Regions from separate parts of the Homo sapiens genome. Here region 2 is linked to region 1. Evidence: chromatin contacts called from ENCODE Hi-C data. All regions are on one chromosome and are shown on one strand. The core of a region is the stretch at or near the end of the contact, and the rest is flanking DNA. Distances in the headings are between cores, read along the strand shown.

What was found. A loop is a pair of places that touch in the nucleus more often than their neighbours do. Pooled maps may share reads with other maps.
Region 2: a loop to region 1 is called in a pooled map, with 18 times the contacts of the local background. The contact joins the promoter of MTFR1L here to the promoter of PNRC2 in region 1. A Hi-C loop is called at or near these places in 4 of 50 pooled maps.

What each region holds. Positions count from the first base shown.
Region 1 is chr1:23,954,942-23,962,520 of GRCh38, reverse strand. It overlaps PNRC2 (proline rich nuclear receptor coactivator 2), which reads right to left and starts at 2,693. Exons shown (of 3, transcript NM_017761.4): 1 at 2,523-2,693; 2 at 1,387-1,592; 3 at 1-1,081. The coding sequence starts at 1,063. The coding sequence ends at 644. It overlaps LOC124903877 (a long non-coding RNA gene), which reads left to right and starts at 4,407. Exons shown (of 4, transcript XR_007065541.1): 1 at 4,407-4,419; 2 at 6,003-6,005. RefSeq lists enhancers at 2,427-2,696, 3,597-3,656, 3,835-4,463 and silencers at 2,897-3,006, 3,417-3,516.
Region 2 is chr1:25,817,680-25,825,118 of GRCh38, reverse strand. It overlaps MTFR1L (mitochondrial fission regulator 1 like), which reads right to left and starts at 5,165. Exons shown (of 7, transcript NM_001099625.2): 1 at 5,090-5,165; 2 at 1,991-2,100; 3 at 1,371-1,475. The coding sequence starts at 2,014. LOC646471 (a long non-coding RNA gene) reads left to right here and starts at 1,513. Exons shown (of 1, transcript NR_024498.1): 1 at 1,513-5,165. It overlaps SELENON (selenoprotein N), which reads right to left. Exons shown (of 12, transcript NM_206926.2): 12 at 6,898-7,439. RefSeq lists enhancers at 4,370-4,459, 4,840-4,979, 6,622-7,122 and silencers at 4,570-4,739, 5,190-5,379.

The DNA of each region.
Region 1 (7,579 bases), core at 1,444-3,943:
ATTTTGAAAGCTATTGAGTGACCATTAAATACTGTTTCTATAAAAAATGGTTTTGGTGTATTTGTTGACAGACACTTAATCCACTACATTTAATAAACAGGGCCATTGGGGTGTACTATGTCTCATTCTAATGAGCTCCAAATGCCCTTTCCACCCACTGTACAATTCACTAAAATGCAATTATTACGAAAAATTCACATTTTCTTTCAGCAGTGCATCAGGTTAGCATATTACTGGTTTGGGTGTTTCTAATATACTAAACCTTCAGATGTTTACCTAATTCTGAATCCTTGTGTTAGCTAGAAGCTTATAATCCGATTCACCAACTTTCAACAATCTACTGGTCCATGAATGATAAATTACTGTCTTCCCCTAACAATAGAAAAAGCTGATTCCTTTACCACTCCCCAAATCTAAACTTGGTTTCCACTTAAAAGTTACTCAGTTGAGAACACTTAATATCAAGTACAATCATTAGTTTAAGTTGCACTGATACTACCATTATATCACAGTGCACACAACACGAGATGGTCTATTTTTTTTACATTAATTAGTTCTACACAAATAGATTCCCTAGCGAATTTGTTTCAGACCAATTGACAACTATCCGTGAACATAACTAAATTTAAACATTTGTCTTATTTTATACCTGTACTTTAAGTAAGGTTTTAAGTTGAAATGTCATTATTTCCTTATCTGAAGGATTAAAGGAAACAGGGACCCAGTGGCTTGGTGGTTTGGGAAGAACACTTGGTGATGGCGGCTCACTAAATTTGGCACCAGCATAGTTCTGATTAGCTTGAGATTTAAAAAGTAACCTGGGACCTGATAAGCTAGAATTCCAACTTTGATTATTTGGAAAATTTTTGTTCTTCCCCCCATTTTGCATGGCCTGCCAGGCAGCTGCTGATGAGTTATAACCATGTCCTCTTTCTTTTTTCTTATGAACAATCTTCATCTGGGAATTCTGTTCCTTGGTCTTCTGTCTGTTAAGCTGTTGTTGGTTCTTACTAACATTTCTAGATTGAGGGGCTGGAATGTTATACCTCTCTCCACCACCCATCTTCAGCTTCTTTGTCACCTACAAGTGAATGGAAACAAATATTGAGTAAAATTCCATTAAGAAAAGTTCAAAATCTTTAAGAAGCTTCTATGGCTCCAACTTATAACTCCAGATATTTTGGACAAGACTCAATAACAGGCTATTCAGCTGCTTTAAACTCAAAAAAGCAAGCCGTTCAGACTTCAATATATGCACAACCTTTATTGTTATACCTTCCCTAAGAAAAATGAGCTTACCCACAAATCTACATAATCTATTTTAAAATAAAAACAATTGGTTTAGGATGGTTCCATCATAAAATGTTTGCCCATTATGATGATTACCTTTCAGTCTGCTTTTCAGATTGCAGGATCTCCACTACCTGTCCTCTTCCTTGCTGCCAAGCCCAAGATAACAAGTGTTGCTTTCTGACAGATCCCTTCCTTTGTCTCAATACAGAAGTTTTCATGGGCCGATCTGCTGAGTTCAGCCTAGGAGCTGAGGCCAACATCTGAGTCTCCTCAGCACACAAGTTTGAGAGAAGTCCTAGCTAGAAAAGTAAAGATTACTTCATTATTTCAAAAACACGTTGAGAAAGTGATCATTTAGATTTACTACGAAAATCGTTGACTGTAAAGAAGGCTACTTCCTGAACTAAAAGGTAGAAAATTTCTCGTAAGATGGCTTTCTTTGACCTTATAACCACGACCATTTAAAAAAACTCTTCACCCTTGAGATCCAGTCACTCCTGGGGAATTTTTGTAAGTGTCTCCAAGTCCCGCAATAAGTTTTATCTTTATCTTTTTCCTGGGAAAGACCTTCAGATTCTCTCGCGTATAAAATCAAGGAAGTGTTAAATGTTGAGTCATATCAAAAAATTGGCTTCAGGCGGATTTTCTAAAGAGACCGTGTTTTTAAACTCCCACCAGAATTTTCCAATCTTTCCACACATGTCACATCCATTTTCAGTCTCTTGGAACATGTAGACATCACGCAGTGTTTCCTTTGGTTATGAACGCTCTCGCCTCCTCCCCGTCTTAAAATAAGTTCTCACAAGCCCTAACAGTCTAAGCCCATCTTAAATATATAAAAATGTCTCCCTAGAGGGAACAGCTTAACTTTCAAGGTTTGGTTTTAATTTGATGTTCCAAGAAAATAAGTTACCAAATAGTTAAGCCCCCTCCTTTCAAAGGGGTAAGAGAGCTTTCCAAACAGATAAACAACCCTAAATAAATTGCCATTTCCGGACTGTGAGTAATTCCCAACTCGAACCCGGAAAACGCCTCCTCCGACGCCACAAGGGCTTGGCTTCCCAGTGGCCCCATCTCTCCGGAGCCGCAGGGGTCGCGGCGCTGCGACCGCCCGTGACCGCCCGCGCCCGCCCGGGTTACCCGGATCTCGCCTCCGCTCGCCTCCTTCCTCCAACAATGGGGAGCGCGGCCACCAACATGGCCGCGCCCTTAGCGCAGCCGCTACTTACTGACTTCAAGCTCGGAACTAACGCGGCAGCGGCTCCCTCTCGACGTCGAAGCCTCCCTCCCTTTCCAGGGAGAGACGAGGCACGGACCGACAAAGCCCACGAACACCGATGAGCGAGCTGCCGGCCACCCCAGCTTCTACAACCCGACCTTCTCCTTCTGCCTCTACCGACAAAATGGAGTCGGCAGCGACTGCAGAAGCAGGGCCGGGAGGCTCCGCGGCCAATCAAAACACGACAGCGCGGGCCTGGCCAATGAGAAGCGGGCCGCCGCCTGTTGCTGGGGCTGGCCGGGGGCGAAGGCGCGGAGGTGGGGCTGCAGAGGGTTTGAAATCTGCCCGGGGAGGAGGAGCATGCCGGGAGTAACTGCTCGGTCCACCGGTGTCTTAGTCCTTTCTCCGGCGGCCTCTCCGCGCCCCTGGCCCGCCGAGGCCCCGGCCGCTAGCTCTCGGCTCTTCCTACCGCTCGGCTCTCGTGCGCGCGGGCTCGCCGCCCTTGGGACTGCCCTGGGGGAAAAGACTGACCGGCGGGGGACGTTTGGTTCTCGAATTAGGGCCACTGAGTCCTGTAGCCTGTATTGACAGATGGAAGATACTCCGGAAAGCCTCTTGCCAGGGCGCAGCCCCCTCCCGCCTCGGGCCTCGGCTTCTGGGTCGCCTCTCTCCCACACCCACAACTCCGCGTCCGAAGCCGGCGCCTCCCCGCGGTTCCCTCCAGTGCCCCCACCCTCCAGCCCCGCAATTACTCAAAAGTTGCCTCCCTGTGAAGGCGGTTCAGACACACGCGGGCAAGTCAGTCACTTCCTGCTTGGTGGCCCCATTGGTCCTTAAGTTCAATTAGAGCCCTTTACGCGCCGTGTTACCGTTTCCTGTGGCTGCAGCTCTCCCCACCCACACACCCTCGAGGGCCACAACCGGTTAGGTTTTGTTTCTCTGAGCACAGCGCCTTCGCGCGTTGTAAGTGCACAGTAAGTTTGCTGAAAGAATGAGGACTGCTCTCCTCCCCTTTCTGCCCCACTTGTAAGTGAAAAAGGGGAAGAAAGAGAATATTGTTCAGTTGATTATGCCAGCCAGATGCAGGTAAGGGGAAAATGGCAATTTCTTTGGAGTAAATGTATAAGTAACCCAATGTGAATCTTTTAAAAGAGCACTAATTTCAATGAGCGTGAATAATTCTGGGCCAAACGGTACAAAATCAGTCTCATTCACAGTTTGTTCGTGTATACACATATATACCCAAGTTTACGTTACAGAATTTATATTTACCAACTTTTTATAAATCTCATGTAATTCGTTATTTTTGAGACGGAGTCTCCTTCTGTCGCCCAGGCTGGAGTGCAGTGGCACAATCTCGGCTCACTGCAACCTCCGCCTCCTGGGCTCAAGCGATTCTCCTGCCTCAGCCTCCTGAGTAGTTGGGATTACAGGCGCCTGCCACCACACCCTCCTAATTTTTGTATTTTTAGTAGAGACAGGATTTCATCATGTTGGCCAGGCTGGTCTCAAACTCCTAACCTCACGTGATCCGCCCGTCTCAGCCACTCAAAGTGCTGGGATTACAGGCGTGAGCCACCACACCCGGCCTGTATTTCGTTTTTTAATCTTCAATTTTTTGCCACCGTTATCCCCCACTTCCCAATCCAACCCAAATTCCTATATTCTAGCCATTGGATCTTAAGAAAAGTTACTGCATCTTACGGGATGCAGTTTGTTAATCTAATTTGATAAAAGAGGTATTTTTGAGCATAGGGACTTTCTGATGCTAATCATATTCAAATAAGAAGTATGTGGTAAACCAACAGGTGTCTTAGTGAAAGTGTAATCTGTTTTCCAAACATTCAAGAAGTTTGCTTAGACGTCTAGCCAGATAATAGCCAGCTGTATTTAATGAATTTTTAATGGTGTCACTTTAAAAAACAAAAAACAAACAAAAAAACACTTCCGTGGCTCCAAATTGTGATACGGAATAAAATCTAAACTCTAAACGTTTAGAAAATTATTCAAAGCCATTGCAGTCTAGAGTTAGTCTTTTCATGGCAGGGCATGGCTCACACCTGTAATCTCAGCAATTTGGGAGGCCGAGGCAGGAGGATCACTTGAGCGCGGGAGTTTGAGACCAGCCTGGGCAACATGGCAAAACCCCATCTCTACAAATAACAATTAGCTGGGCATGGTGGCACACGCCTGTAGTCCCAGCTACCTGAGAGACTAAGGTGGGAGAATCACCCGAGCCCAGGAAGTAGAGGCTGCAGTGAGCTGCGATCACAACACTGCACTCCTGGGTGAGAGTAAGACACTGTCTCAAAAAAAAAAAAAAAAAATTCATCTCTTCAGCCACTCTGAATTTTATCTGCATAAACGCACACATAACATTGGAAATGTATAAACCCACACAGAGTATCCTTACTCTGCCCCCTACCCTGTGCTAAATTTTTTTTTCTTACATCATTTCATTTAATCCTCACAATAATGTTGTGAGGTAGGAGCTGTTTTCATCCGCACTGTACAGATGAAGGCTCAGACGGTTTCGAGTTGAAAGCCAGGTACTAGGATTCAAGAGGCCAGGCTGCAGGTTGCCTGCAGCATCTGTGCTCTCCAGCACCTAAAAGGTTTTTTGCTCAGAGCAGACACTGACTGTTGACTGGGCTGCCGGGGCTGTTCGGGCAACAAGAAGCCTCCATCCTACCATCTGGCAGAACCAGTTTCTTTGCCAGAAGGTCAGAGTCGAGATGCCCTTGGGGAAAGCACTGTTAAAGCTTTTACTGCGTCCCAGACTCCCAGCACCCTCTCAGGCTAGCTCCAGCCTCATCATTCATTAGTATTTACCAAGTGCCCGCAACAGCTCAGAACTAGAGAGGAGAAGTTAAAATAATACCTTTTTTGGGACATCTGATACAGCCTCTGCCAGAACCATATGGTCTTTAAACTCAGCTCCACCAGCACAATCCTATTAGCAGTTCTCAATTCAAATAGGAAAATGTTGATGCCGACAAACAGCTCTCAGGATACAGCTCACCTAAACTGGAAGCCAAATGCATAATAAATACATGGATGTTTAATACAAAATATTTAGCAAAGATTTATCTGGTGCCTACTTTGTGCCAGGCACTATGCCACGCTCTGGGGATACAGCAGTGAAGGAGGCTCCATCCTGGCCCTAAAGGAACCCAAAAGCTGTTTCCTTTACAATTTACCAGAGAGGGAAACTAGTGTCTGGGAAGATTTATTCCCTCCCTTCTTCCCCTGAGAGTCAAGGACAGGCAAGGCCAAAATCAGCCTGCTAACCTCACTCAGGAGGTGCAGGTAACAAACATTGTTACTGGACCCTGCAAATAAAGTAGAAAAGGAGGGGGACTCTCACAACTTGCTGAAATTTTTTCACTGGAGGATCTGTTTTGAGCTATGTATCAGTGGCAACCAAAATCAATGAAATCATTAGGAAAACATTATCTACCTAATCTGTAAGTAGAGGTGGAGCAAAAAGCAAGTGTTTCTGGGCCGGGCACAGTGGCTCACGCCTGTAGTCCCAACACTTTGGGAGGCCGAGGTGGGCAGATCACGTGAGGTCAGGAGTTCGAGACCAGCCTGGCTAACTTGGTGAAACACTGTTTCTACTAAAAATACAAAAAATTAGCTGGACGTGTGGCGCATGCCTGTAATCCCAGCTACTTGGGAGGCTGAGGCAGGAGAATCGCTTGACCCCGGGAGGCAGAGGTTGCAGTGAGCCGAGATCGCGCCATTGCACTCCAGTTTGGGCAACAACAGCAGAACTCTGTCTCAAAAAAAAAAAAAAGAAAGTGTTTCTGAAAGCCCAGCTTTGGGGGAGAGACAGGTTGTAGGCTGAGGCATACAACTGCACCAGTGCCGGGGTAGTTGGAGAAATCACCCAGGTTTGCCATGGCTTTGGAATAAGTATATAGTAGAATCGACTGGCCTTCAGGCTGAGTCTCAGTTTCTTCATCTGTAGAATGGCAATCCTCCCTGTCTTGTAGAGCTCATGGTAGGAGCCAATGAAATAATAAATGTAAAAGCACTTTTATGATGTAGATTTAGAATACACCTGTAATTCCAACACTTTGGGAGGCAGAGGCGGGAGGATCACTTGAGCCCAGGAGTTCAGGACCAGCCTGGGCAACATGGTGAAACCCCATCTCTACAAAAATTACAGAAATTAGCTGGGAGTGGGAGGTGGTGTGCCCCTGTGGTCCCAGCTACTTGAGAGGCGGAAGTGGGAGAATTCCTTGAGCCCAGGATGTCGAGACTGCAGTGAGCCATGATCACACCACTATACTCCAGCCTGGGCAACAGAGCAAGACCCTGTCTCAAAAATAAACAGAACATGCTAAAAACGTTAGGTACTTTAATATTATCCCCCAACTCCACCCCCGCCCTAGCGAGTCCATTTCAAAACAAAAGCTGGTTTGGTTCTTTTTCTTCTTTAAGCTCATATATGAAATCAGATGGTCAACTTTGAATGTTTTTGCAGGTCTGTCCGCTCAGGGCTTAATTCAGTTTGAAGAAGCAAGCAAATTCTTAGAACCTGCCAGAAGAGTGAAATGGAACACCTGCCCACTGTTTCGATGTGCCTCAGAGCTCTGATCTTGTTGCCAAACTGATTGCAAAACACACACCCCTCCCCACACCATGAATTCATTTCCTGGGGAAGCATCTGCTGCCTCCCTGCTTGCTCAGACATTCCTGAGAAGTGTCAAATCTGTTCTTAACCATTGCAGCCATTTTGGTCTAATTACTAAACGGGGCACAGGAAGTCAATGATGAACTCCCACGCCTCCTGTCGACGCTGATCCAGGGGTCCAACCTTCAAGACCCTTAAAGGATTCTGATGCCCAGACCCCATCCCAGAATCAGAATCTTTGAGCACGGGGCTGCGGCTATTCCAATCCAGTTGATTCCAATGTCTCACTCCAGTTGAGAATCACTGCTTTCAGTTTTGCTAAGGGCAATCCCCTGGTGTGGAGGCATGTTTATGAAGGAGACCCCCTTTGTCCTATGTAATTCTCAAAGTTGGTGATAACACCAAATAACCCCAACAAGTCAGAA
Region 2 (7,439 bases), core at 3,916-6,415, 1.9 Mb before region 1:
CACAGAGAAGAACTTCCAGTGACCCAGGAACTAGTGCTAAAATAGGGCATTTGGGGGAAGCCTCCATTTGTTTTCCTGATTAGCCCTGAATGCTCCTTTGCTCTTGGCAATTAAATGAGTAAACAAATATAAAGTACAGCACAGTGCCTGACACATAGTATGTGCTCAGTAAATGTTATCTAGTATTACCAATACTGCTCACATACATTCCTGCTCTGTGAGAGCCTGTGCCCTTGATTGTCTCTGCCCAGCATCTGGCCAAAGAACTGAAGAGGGTATAGCCAAGTGTGGGGACGGCCTCTATGCAGTGAGCCACACTCCCTAGCTGTCTCCCTTTTTTTTTTCTGATGCTTCTGAGGCAAGTTAGGACCAGTTCCTGCCCAGGATCTTTAGACAATTCTGGATAGCTGGCAATCTGAATACTGGGACAGCTTTTCCTGCCCCCTACCCCTGCGACACTTCCAACTCCATTCCTGACCCTAATACCAACCCTGACACCTCTTCTAATTCCAGATCCAGTTCCTACAGACTCTGCTTCTTAGCATCTTTTATACAGATTTGGCTCCTTCATTTCTGTTTCTACCTGGGCCCACATCCTTTCATGCACATATTTCTATCTCCTCTGTGTGGGTAGAAAGCACAAGTATTTCTTTTGTATCCCAGCTCTCCAAATGCACACATCTGAACCATATAGTTTGGGGCTGGTGCTTAACCATTTAGTTCCTAGAGGGAGGCAGCTGGGACTAATAAATGCTACTTAGCTTTCTACCACAGAAGGGGTCTCAAGAGACCTGGGCCAGGTAGGAATCTCTGCTGCTGAGTGGGTGCTAAAGGATCCCTAGACACAGAGGTAAGACCAAAGCACCCCAGTAAAGGATGCCCAGATTGGCCAAAAAGAGAAGGCTGAGGAATTATGGCCTCAGAGAAACACTAAAAATAGTGGAGCTGGGCATGGTGGCTTGTGCCTGTAATCCCAGCTACATAGGAGGCTGAGGCAGGAGGACTGCTTGAGCCCAGGAGTTTAAGACCTAGCCTGGGCAACATAGGGAGACCTCATCTCAAAAAATAATAAAATAAAAATACTGGCTACATGGTCAATTCTTAGGGCTGGTGAAGAAAAGCAGAGTTCAACTCAAAAATCACAATAGTCAGTGTCCCATGTGGGGGACCTGTCAGGTTCCTTGTGGTCACAGGTTTGTATGCACTCAGGAGGACACAGTGACCAGGATATCTTATAAGCATTTAACAAATATTTCATAACAGAATGAAAAGTGACCAGGAAACAACCTACTTGGGCAGTACCAAGGGGTTTGGGGCACAGAAGCAGCACTGTCTGAGCCTCTACTCTCCTGCCCTTCCAACATACTCACCTCAAAGGACGCCCGGGCACACGGCTTCAAGGGTAGGTTGGTCCCAATTCTTCTTACTACACTTCGAGCAGCCCCATGTGGCTTGTTTTGCCAGATTGGGATGGTCTGGAGCAAAGAGACGGAGACAGCTACAACCCCAGAGAATGAATCCAACTACTGTCCTTGTCCTCTCCTCTCTAGGTTTGTGGAGACTGAATTCCACAAACCTAGGGACAGGGCACTCTCTAGGGGCAAGTCAACTCTCAATTATAGTGAGGGCAGGTTCCCCAGTTGCCAGCCTACACCCTGGCCAGCCACCCAAGGGAATACCTGCTGCTGCTAAGGCAGTCAATGTTGGGAGGGTCAGGGAAGGGGAGAGGAAGTAGCTGAGTGTAGAGATTATCCAGGCTTTCCTTCCCGTCCTCTGTACAGAAAGGCAGACATACACTGACTCCTGAAGTGCCCCAGGATCATAGTTGGTTCTTCTTAGGGGGAGGGAGTGAAACGGTGGCCTTGCTCCAATTCCAGGCCTCTGGAGAAAGGAGTGCTCAACTGGAGAGTCTCAGAACCTTTTACAGTACTTCAGCAGGCCCAGCACCCAACCTTCCCCACCATACCCCTGCCCTGGGAATGCCCCTTACCACAGTGGCTTCCATTCCTGACATTTGAACCAGCTCCTGCACTTGAAGGACAAGGCAGCCACTGGGCAGCTCCGGGAGGCGGGAGGCGTGACTCCTTCATATCAGGCCATCTGGAGGAGCACCAGATTTCCCTCTTGTGAAACAACCCCCCACAGTGGGGATTTAATGGTCACCACACAAGCCCCAAAAAACCAGGCCCTGCAGAGCCATGACTTCACAGGGGAGAAAACCAGCCCAAGAGGCTGCCCTCACCCAACACTTAGCTCTAAGTCCAGACTCTTAAAGGTTCTGTTAAAGATCTGCGGCCAGGCGCAGTGGCTCACATCTGTAATCCCAGCACTTTGGGAGGCCGAGGTGGGCGGATCACGAGGTCAGGAGAGCGAGACCATCCTGGCTAACACAGTGAAGCCCTGTCTCTACTAAAAATACAAAAAATTAGCCAGGTGTGGTGGCGGGCACCTGTAGTACCAGCTACTTGGGAGGCTGAGGCAGGAGAATGGCGTGAACCCAGGAGGCAGAGCTTGCAGTGAGCCGAGATCACGCCACTGCACTCCAACCTGGGTGACAGAGCGAGACTCCGTCTCAAAAAAAAAAAAAAAAAAAAAAGATTTGCCTAGTGAGCTTGGCCAACCCAAGAGCCTTCCTGGGCTCTCAGGTTTCTTGAGGCAAAACTTCTAAAGATGCAAATAGAATCCTTGGTAGCTACAAAGCTCATCTAGCCAAATTATAAGTACTATCCAAGCCCAGGATTCATTCTTGAAGATGAGATGTAAAAGCACTGCTGGGCCCTTGCAAAGGGAGAGATCAGAGAAAATAGGAGAACGAACACCAGCTCATGCCAATCTCAGTCTCATGAGCTACAGAGAAAAAGAGCCAAAAAAGTTTATCCTGGCTCAGCCACCTTCTGGCTTTGTAGCTACAGGCAAGTTATTTAACTTTTCTGAATGTTGGTTTTTCCATCTGGAAAAAGGAGACAGGAAAAGCTGCCACTGGAGGCTACCTTAAGGGTCAATGAGTGAAATGGGGTTGAGTGCTTAATGAACTGTTAAAACATGACACAGATGGGTGAGGTGACATCTGACTGCTCTTCACAGCAGTCCTTGCATGGTGAGCAGATGCAATCAGTGTGCTCGTTCATTCACTTGTTCATCAAACACCAACAGTACCCACTTGTGCCAGGCCTTGTGCTGGGCACCGTAGGGGCTATGGAAGGAGTAAGACACAGTCATGCTCTCAAGGAACTCGCTGTCCAGCAGAGTGATAGGACATGAATACATACTTCTAGCAAAGGCTGAGTAGCATTAGGCAGGTGGCCAGATGAGGTCAGAGCTCTGGCCCTAGTGCCCTGTAGTAAGTTGCGAGGGAGTAGGAAATGAAGACAAAACAGCAAGAGCACAGGTCCAGCACAAGAAGGTGAAGGACATGGAAAGAGGAGCAGAGCATGATAAAGCTACAAAAGTAGGGGGCAAGTCATGAGGTCCGGGTCACTGGGGAGCCCTGGACAGGCTCTGAATGGGAGATAGACTAGACTGACAAAGCAGCTCTTTCTGGAGACCTCCTGTGGAGGGTCCCCTCTTCTACCCTTGGGAGACGAGGTGTCATTCACTTCACGATACACATGGGGAAAGGAAGTTGGACAGGGGAAGGCACTTGTCTAAGGTCACTCAGTGGTCATGCCAGTGCAAAGCACCCAAAGCCTGGTCCAGGTCCTGCCACCTCCTGCGTGGGCTCCATCTTCTCGGCTCAGTTCAAGCCTTTATTATCAGAGTCCCTCTGTGTGCCAGGCTCTGTGCTGAATGTCCGTGTCGGCCACAAATTGCACTAACGGTGCTTACTGCCACTTCCTCTCCGACCTTACCTCCAAAGACCCAGCCGGGCCTAACCCTCACACACAGCCAGAGGAATCCTTCCCAAACACAGTTAATCACATCGCTCATCCGTTTAAAACTGGCTTACTAGAGCCAACACAGGATAAAATCCACAATCAGTCCCAAACCCATCTTTCTCTGCCGTCTCTAGACCACATTCACTGAGCACCAAGGCCTGCACGCTTCGCAGCCAGCCCTCCTGCTCTCCCCCTTGCCCTCCAGCCACACTGGCCCTCAACCCCCAACACTGGGCCCACCTCTGAGCCCTGCATCAAACACCAGCACCCCCTTCGCCGAGCTCATTCTTCATCATTCCTCAGAGCTCAGCTTAAGCATCACCTTCCTTCCCTGCGACAGGGTCAGGTCCTTTCCTGTGCGCTCCGCAGCACCCTGCCTGTCCCTCGGAGTCCTCGCGAGAGGAACTAGATAACTGTGATCCCCGCGCACAGCACGGTGTCTGCCTAGGACACAGTGAGCGCTTCAACGCGCTGAACTAAACGAATGAAGGGGAACACCAACTCAGCTGTCACCCCCGCCCCCAAGTGTCACTGGCTAGAAGATCTTCCCCCGGTTCGCCGGCAGCACCGGTGGGTCTTGTCACCTCTGCGCCCCGCAGCCCTCCGGAGGCTGCAGTTGCTGTCTGCTGACAGGCGTCCCCTCAGGAGAACGGGAGCTCCTCCAGCGCAGGGCCCTGCTCAGCACCCCTGGTCCCGGGGGCCCCCACGGAGGCCGCCGCGCTCAGTGAAACTTTGCCGCGCGCAGCAGTGGCCGGAGACCCGCGCGGACCCTCTCCCCGCGGGGACCCGCCAGGGCGAGTCGCCCCTCCCCCGCGGCAGACGACCCGACCTGGGCCAAGGTCGGCCAAGTGCTCGCCGCCTGCCCAGCGGCCCTTGGACCCACAGGACCCGGACCCGAGTGCGCGGAAGCCTCCGAGCCGCGGCCAGGTCTCAGAATGCGCGGCGGGGCAGCCCGGCCCGTCAAGCAGCGAAGCCGAAACTAGAAGCCTGAGGTCTGGCTTGGTCACTGTTTGCTGGGGAACTCCGACGAGCAACTACCCTTCGGGGACTCAGTTTCCCCCGGGCCAAGTGAGACGGACAGCTGCGGCTCCCGCGAGAACTCGCGCGGGAACAGGAGCTGCGGGCTCCGCACAGCGCCCGGCACGTAGACCCAGTCTACTAACGGGCTGGAAGGTCGCGCTCCCGCCTCCGCGCCTCCCTAGAACCTTTCTCACCTCAAGCTCGGGCTCCCGGACTCTCTCACCTCACGGCCCCTCCTTCCACCTTGGGCCGCCCAGCCTCAACCGCCCTCACTTCCGCTGACCCGCCCCCCGGAAGCGATCCTCCGCAGCTGCGCACCGAGGCGCACCTCCGCGCACCCTCAGGAGGCGGGTCCAGCTCGGTGGCGAGGGGAGCGCGGCCCCCGAGTGGGCGAGGCGCTGGCGGCTGTAGGCTCCGATACCGCGGAGCACACTCCCCTCCATCGAGACCGTGCCCCCGCGGGGTCTGTGTCCCCGGGAGGAGTTGGCTGCGTTTGGAGATCCCTCGGCCTGGTATTCGTCGCGTCTCCCTGCTTGTTGCTCTCCACGTTTAGCCCCATCCGACTTCTGGAAGCCCAGGGGTGTGTCGCTCGACCCCTAAAATATGCTCCTACCCCTAGGGCAAACTTCAGAATCCTCACCCTGGCCCCCTTCCCAGTTCTTGGTTCCCAGGCAGGTCCCTTTGCAAAGCCTCTCTCCAGCAAGAATGCGCAGAATGGGCCTCTTTCTCCTCTTGACTCCTGCCCTCCAGCACTTTGCAGCTTTCTTCTATTTTAGCCTCTCTCTCTCTCTCTCACACACACACACACACACACACACACACACACACACACACACGGTATATTCAATGAGTTTGCTTATTAGATGGGTACTTGATGTACAAGACTCCAGAGGCTCTGTGGGAAGAGCCACATTCCTTCCAGGCTCACTAACCCACTCCCTCTTTGTGCTCCAGCCCTCACTGTCTTGGTCTGTGGCATGCAGTTCCTGGGTCACATTTCCTTCTCTGCCTTCAGCACAGCCTCGGGCTGTGCCTGGCTCCCAGGCTGGAGTTCCTTGGTTCCAAAGCCTGCAGTCCCCTCTGCCAGAGACAGAGCTGGTTTCATGGGTGAACAGCCCATGCAGTCACAACGGGCCGCATGCTCAGAATCCTGTACTTGGTTTAGTACTTTGCTGTTGCCGTCTTGAAATGATTTTCTAATAGGGGTTCTTGTGTTTTCATTTTGCACGGGGCTGTGCAAATTATGTGACTGGTCCTGGCTAGAGACCTCAGAGGTCGTCCACCCTGATCTCCACCATATCTCAAACGCTGAAGATTGACTTCCAGGTCTGGCCCTCTTCCCAGGATGGCACATTGTGTTTTAATCATTACCTTTCCCTCCTGTGCGATGGCGGATCATGCAAGTCCACGCTGGCTGTCTGTCCTGGGTGTAGATGCTGATTTGGTGTCCCACTCAGATCCCCTTGCAGGAAGAACGGAGCTCCCTACCTGGGAATTTCCTTCACCTCCCAAGCCAATGACTGATAAAAGGTCCAAAAGGCCAGTTCAGCTCTGCAGTGTGGTTTATGCCCCACAGCTCTTCCACTGTGGGTCAGGCCAAGGCTGGGCTGAGACTGTTCCTGCTCAGCATTTTTCCTTTCCCTCTTCTGCTTCCTTCCTTCTTTTACTGGTTTTTCTGGAAGTACACTCCCCCCCAGCCCCACCAAACAAACAAAACAAACAAACAAAAAAACACTTCATGCCTGTCTCAGGCTCTGCTTTTAAGACAATGATTTTAACTCCCAGATCTCTCTCAACAGAGAGCACCAGATTCTCAAAACAGTAAGTCCTACCACTTGTTCTATCGTAAAACTTATTTTGGGCAAGTCACTCAAGCCTTCGATAGGTAAGATAGTACCTGAAAGCATTCCAGCTCAACTCTGCCCCAAGAGGGAGCCACCCCATGGAAGGACGGAGCTGAGCAACATGCCACTCAAAGGAAAAGCACTTAGAACCACTCTAGTTAGTCTTCTCTAATTTTATTACAGGGCATGTTGGGGACAGGGGAGGGAAGTGTTAGAGGAGTGACAGGGCAGCCCGGGGCCCTCTCCCACCCTGAGCCTCGAGGCCTGGTGGGGGACATGAACTGCAGAGGCATCAGATAAGGCCTCAGAAAGCCCAGGCCATCATTTTCCATGGGACCAGGCTGGCTCAATGTGGAACTGGCCCTCCCAGAGCAGCAGGAGAAGGGCTCGCATGGGCTGCCCCCGTCACCTGTGCCTGACAGGATGGGGGGGGAGGCAGAGAGAGAGCATCAGACGCCCTCCCTCCCCATAAGGGGCATGGGGGATGGGGACACTTCCTCCCAGGACACAGGGAGCCTGGCTGAGCTGGCTGGCTCATGCCCCATCTGGTCTGGAGGTCAGAGGGGAGTGAGACACTCTGGTTTGAAAGGCCTTCCTTTCCACTTTGGGGAAAACAGGCAGGGAGAGAGGTGAGGGTGCCATGCCAAAAAACACCCCCAAATCCAGATGCAGACTTTGGAGCCACATGTGGGTTTGAATC